2 separate regions of the Homo sapiens genome follow, and region 2 is linked to region 1. A link is an interaction called in ENCODE POLR2A ChIA-PET data of the cell type or tissue named here. Cell type or tissue: Panc1. All regions are shown on one strand. Links, peaks and the distances in the headings refer to the core of each region. The heading gives the core; the rest is flanking DNA. Region 1 has its middle 27 kb from the start of DDIT4. Region 2 overlaps MICU1 (mitochondrial calcium uptake 1).

Region 1 (2,908 bases), core at 255-2,754:
CCAGCCTGAACAACAAGGTAAAACCTTGTCTCTACTAAAAATACAAAAATCAGCCAGATGTGATGGCACGTGCCTGTAATCCCAGCTACTCAGGAGGCTGAGGCAGGAGAATCGCTTGAACCTGAGAGGCGGAGGTTGCAGTTGAGCTGAGATCACGCCACTGCACTCCAGCCTGGGTGACAGAGCGAGACTCTGTCTCAAAAAAAAAAAAAAAAAAAGAAGAGAATGCACCTGCAAAGCCAACACTCAGCTCAAGAAACAGACATTATTGCCCCCATCTCCCCGCCCGCCCCGGAGTCTCTCCTCCTGGCAACCTTCCAGTCACCACACTCCAGAAAGGTAACCAGTCCCCTGACCATAGATCACTTTGGCCCAGTTTTGAATTTCATATAACTAGACCATACAGAATTGTGTCCGGAATTGGTGGGTTCTTGGTCTCACTGACTTCAAGGAACGAAGCCGTGGATCCTCGCGGTGAGTGTTGCAGTTCTTAAAGGCGGTGTGTCCGGAGTTTGTTCCTTCTGATGTTCGGATGTGTTCGGAGTTTCTTTTTTCTAATGGGGTTCGTTGTCTCGCTGGCTCAGGAGTGAAGCTGCGGACCTTCACGGTGAGTGTTAACAACTCTTAAGGTGGGGCGCCTGGAGTTGTTCATTTCTCCCCGTGGGTTCCTGGTCTCGCTGGCTCAGGAGTGAAGCTGCAGATCTTCCCAGTGAGTTTTACAGCTCATAAAGGCAGTGTGGACCCAAAGAGTGAGCAGAAGCAAAAAATGTATTGCAAAGAGCAAACGAACAAAGCTTCCACAGTATGGAAGGGGACCCCAGCAGGTTGCCACGGCTGGCTCGGGCAGCCTGCTTTTATTCTCTTATCTGGCCCCACCCACATCCTGCTGATTGGTCCATTTTACAGAGAGCCGAGTGGTCTGTTTTGACAGGGCGCTGATTGGTGCGTTTACAATCCCTGAGCTAAACACAAAGGTTCTCCACCTCCCCACTAGATTAGCTAGATACAGAGTGTCCACACAGAGGTTCTCCAAGTCCCCACCAGAGTAGCTACAGTGTCCATTGGTGCATTCGCAAACCCTGAGCTAGACACAGCGTGCTGATTGGTGTGTTTACAAACCATGAGCTAGATACAGAGTGCCGATTGGTGTATTTACAATCCCTTAGCTAGACATACAGGTTCTCCAAGTCCCCACCAGAGTAGCTAGATACAGAGTGTCCATTGGTGCCTTCACAAACCTTGAGCTAGACACAGGGTGCTGATTGGTGTGCTTACAAACCTTGAGTTAGATACAGAGTGCTGATTTGGTGTATTTACAATCCCCTAGCTAGACATAAAGGTTCTCCAAGTCCCCACCAGACTCAGGAGCCCAGCTGGCTTCACCCAGTGGATCCCGCACCAGGGCCGCAGGTAGAGCTGCTTGCCAGTCCCGCGCCGTGCGCCCGCACTTCTCAGCCCTTGGGTGGTCGATGGGACTGGGCGCCGTGGAGCAGGGGGCGGCGCTCATCGGGGAGGCTCGGGCCGCACAGGAGCCCACGGAGAGGGGGGAGGCTCAGGCATGGCGGGATGCAGGTCCCGAGCCCTGCCCCGCGGGGAGGCAGCTAAGGCCCGGCAAGAAATCGAGCGCAGTGGGCCGGCACTGCTGGGTGGGCCGGCAGTGCTGGAGGACCGAGTACACCCTCCGCAGCCGCTGGCCCGGGTGCTAAGCCCCCCATTGCCCGAGGCCGCTCCTAATGCGGGGCCCGCCGAGCCCACGCCCACCGGGAACTCGCGCTGGCCCACAAGCACCGCGCGCAGACCCGGTTGCCACCGGCGCCTCTCCCTCCACACCTCCCTGCAAGCTGAGGGAGCCGGCTCTGGCCTTGGCCAGCCCAGAAAGGGGCTCCCACAGTGCAGCGGCAGGCTGAAGGGCTCAAGTGCCGCCAAAGTGGGAGCCCAGGCAGAGGAGGTGCCGAGAGCGAGCGAGGGCTGTGAGGACTGCCAGCATGCTGTCACCTCTCAGAATGACTCTCAGTGTCGGGCCTCATTCTCTCAACGTTACACCTGTGGGAATAATCCATGCAGTTATATGTAGGTGTACTTGACAGTGTTAACTTCCTTTTTTTTTTTTTTTTTTTTTTTGGAGACAGAGTCTCGCTCTGTCGCCCAGGCTGGAGTACAATGGTACGATCTCAACTCACTGCAACCTCTGCCTCCTGGGTTCAAGTGATTCTCTTGCCTCAGCCTCCCAAGTAGCTGGGATTACAGGCGCCCACCACCACGCTGGACTAAGTTTCATATTTTTAGTAGAGATGGGGTTTCACCACGTTGGCCAGGCTGGTCTCAAATTCCTGATCTCAAGTGATCCGCCTGCCTCAGCCTCCACAAGTGCGGGGATTACAGGCGCACACCACCACGGGCCCAGCTAATTTTTTTTTTTGTATTTTTAGTAGAGGCAGGGTTTCGCCACGTTGGCCACGCCGGTCTCGAACTGCTGACCTCGGGTGATCCACCCACCTCAGCCTCCCAAAGTGCTGGGATTACAGATGTAAGCCACTGTGCCCGGCCTTTTTTTTTTTTTTTTTTTTCAAGACAGAGTCTCACTCCATCAGCCAGGCTGGAGTGCAGTGGCGTGATCTTGGCCCACTGCAACTTCTGCCTAACAGTTGAAGCGATTCTCGTGCCTTGGCCTCCCGAGTAGCTGGGACTACAGGCGTGTGCCACAACACCCGGCTAATTTTTGGATTTTTAGTAGAGATGGGGTTTTACCATATTGGCCAGGCTGGTCTTGAACTCCTGACCTCAAGAGATCCGCCCTCCTCAGCCTCCCAAAGTGCTGGGATTACAGGCGTGAGCCACTGTGAGCCGGACAGTGTTAACTTCTAATCCAATACTTCTCAAAGTGGGGTCCTGAGAAAGGTTCTTGGGG
Region 2 (2,908 bases), core at 230-2,729, 310 kb before region 1:
TATTTTATATTCCTATCAGCAGTGTACAAGGGTTTCATTTTCTACACATCCTTGTCAACACTTGTTTTTTTTTTAAAATTTAAGTAATAGCCATTTGAATGAGTATGGGTACATTTTATATTATGTGTTTTTGTTTTATTTTTGGGGATGGAGTTTTGTTCTTGTTGCCCAGGCTGGAGTGCAATGGTGTAATCTCAGCTCACTGCAACCTCTGCCTCCTGGTTCAAGCAATTCTTCTGCCTCAGCCTCCTAAATAGCTGGGACAGGCGCCCGCCACCACGCCCAGCTAATTTTTTTGTATTTTTAATTGAGACGGGGTTTCGCCACATTGGCCAGGCTGGTCTTGAACTCGTGACCTCAGGTGATCCCCCCACCTCAGCCTCCCAAAGTGCTGGGATTACAGGTGTGAGCCACTGCACCCAGCCTATTATGTATATTGTAACACAACAAAAACTAGAGTTGTAAGGGGAGAAAAAGGTTATGTATGAGGAACTCTTCTAGATTAAGAGAGACTGTTTAGAGAAAACCAAAGATAGTCTTATTTGTAGGGATCCTGGTTTGAAAAATCAGCTGTAAATTTTGGGGGAGTTTGTATGTGTTCTAGTATTAGAAGATATTAGGTAATTATTAATTTGAATAAATTTGATAATGTAGTTATGTAGGAGAAAATATTGTAGTTGTGTAGGAGAATATTAAAATATGTAGGGGTATAGCCAGGTGTGGTGGCTCATGCTCATAATCCCAGAGCTTTAGGAAGCTGAGGTGGGAGGACTGCTTGAGGCCAGGAGTTGGAGACCAGCCTGAACAACATAATGGGACCTGGGCTCTACAAAAAATAAAAAAAAATCAGCCAGGCGTGGTGGCACATCCCTGTAGTTCCTAGCCACTCAGGAGGCTGAGGCAGGAGGACTACTTAAACCTAGGCGTTTGAGGCTGCAGAGTGCTATGCTCATGCCACTGCACTACAGCCTGGGTGACAGAGCAAAACCCTGTCTCTAAAAAAAAAAAAAAAAAAAAATTAGGGGTAAAGTGTTTCTCCTAATAATGTCTGTAATTTACTTTGAAATGATTCAACATAAAAAATAGTTTGATGAGTAGCCATATAGATAAGTAGATGAAGCAAGTATATCAAAATGTTAATTGTTGAATTTAAGTAATGCACATATGGTGTTGATAATAGTAGTCTTTGAAATTTCCTGCATGTTTGAAAGTTTTAAAATAAGCTATAAAGGTTTGATGTTAATTTTTTTTCTGAAAAAGAGGCCATTTAAACAACTTGCTTTTATTTTTATAAATAATTACTTTTAATCTTTAATATTTCTAGTTTTTCTTTATATTATGGATTTTGTCTTACAGATACTGCATCTTTTCTCTCTCTTTTTTATTCTTTGTATGTCATTTGTATGCATTTTAGGAAGTGAATTTTGTGTTGTCTTTACCAGTGGAGTATGCATTCTTCCTATGCATCCCAACTTTTTTTTTTTTTTGAGACAGGGTCTCACTCTGTCACCCAGGCTAGAGTACAATGGTGCAATCATAGTTCACTGCAGCTTCAAACTCCTAGGCTCAAAGGGTCCTCCTGCCTCAGCCGCCTGAATAGCTATGACTACATGCATGTGCCACCTTGCCTGGCTAATTTTTTAAAATTGTTTTTTGTGAGACAGGGTCTTGCTATCTTGCCCAGAGTGGTTAGGAACTTCTGGCCTCAAGTGATCCTCCTGCTTCAGCCACCCAAAGCTCTGGGATTATAGGCAGGAGCCACTAAGCCTGGCTATATTCCAACCTTTTGAAGGAGCAATTTGACTGTCAAAGCCTTGGCATGACTCCCATTACTCTTTTAGCCTAGAGGTTTTAATTTCATGCTCTATAGGAAAATGGCTCCTAAGTCATTAATAACTTCCTTTTCGACTGCATGTTTTCTTTAGGCTCAGATTAAAGTCTGGTCAGCTCCTGAAATACTTTGTGTACTGTGTTAAGATTCACGAAGTGTCATTTTTTTTTTTTGGTTAAGAAAACAGATGGCAGACTCTAGTGTTATTGTGGGAAATCTGGAGTTCTACTATAAGAAATTAAACATTTTAGCCTAATGAGTCTGGGATTTTATTTATTTCTTTAAGCCTGTTTACTAGTTGATTTTCCCAATATTAAGCACATACACAGATTTCTTTCCGTAGCGTAGTTTGATAGGAAGACAATTAGGAAAGGAGTTACCAAATCTGGTTTCAGTTTCCAATTTCACTATTATCTAGCTTTGTGATTTTTTTTTTTTTTTTTTTGGTTGGTTGGTTTTTAAGAGATAAGGTCTCACTGTGTTGCTCAGGCAGGAGTGCAGTGGCTATTCACAGTCACTGTGTAGCACTGTAGCTTCAAACTCTTGGCCTCAAGCGATCCATCTGCCTCATTTTCCCAAGCAGCCGAGACTATAGGGACACACCACAGTGCCCAGATAGCGTTGTGACAGTGATGGAGTTGCTTATCACCTCCCTGGCCTGTTCCCTCTCATACTGAAATTTTGAAAAATGTTAAGGTCTCTTTCAGCTCTAATATTCTAGTATATTACTCCTTTAGTCTGTTATTCTCAGTGTTTGAGAGTATTGGGGCAGACCATGTACCTCTCGTCAAAACTGGGTTTTTTTCTTTCTTTCTTTTCACTTTTATCTTAATTCTTAACACAGGGCTTTCTTTTTAGGGTTTTTTCTTTTTCTTTTTTTTGAGATGGAGTCACTGCAATCTCTGCCGCCCGGGTTCAAGCAATTCTCCTGCCTCAGCCTTTCGAGTAGCTGGGATTACAGGCACGCACCACCACACCCAGCTAATTTTTGTAATTTTTGTATTTTTAGTAGAGACGGGGTTTCGCCATGTTGGCCAGGCTGGTCTCCAAGTCCTGACCTCAGGTGATCCGCCCGCC

What was found. Peaks named below come from ENCODE experiments on the same cell type or tissue, not always from the same donor. Only the 100,000 strongest peaks of a DNase experiment are listed, where the experiment ranks them.
Region 2: POLR2A ChIA-PET joins it to region 1 with 9 read pairs; 2 of 35 experiments call an interaction of 5 or more read pairs at or near these places.

Annotation. Positions count from the first base shown.
Region 1 is chr10:72,299,522-72,302,429 of GRCh38, reverse strand. No RefSeq gene overlaps it. Among named protein-coding and RNA genes, the nearest start is that of DDIT4, 27 kb to the right of the region's middle. In Panc1, for the core only: no CTCF peak of the experiment used is centred there; no DNase peak of the experiment used is centred there; H3K27ac peaks cover 1,249 bases.
Region 2 is chr10:72,611,380-72,614,287 of GRCh38, reverse strand. All of the region lies in intron 1 of MICU1 (mitochondrial calcium uptake 1), which reads left to right. Among named protein-coding and RNA genes, the nearest start is that of MICU1, 13 kb to the left of the region's middle. In Panc1, for the core only: no CTCF peak of the experiment used is centred there; no DNase peak of the experiment used is centred there.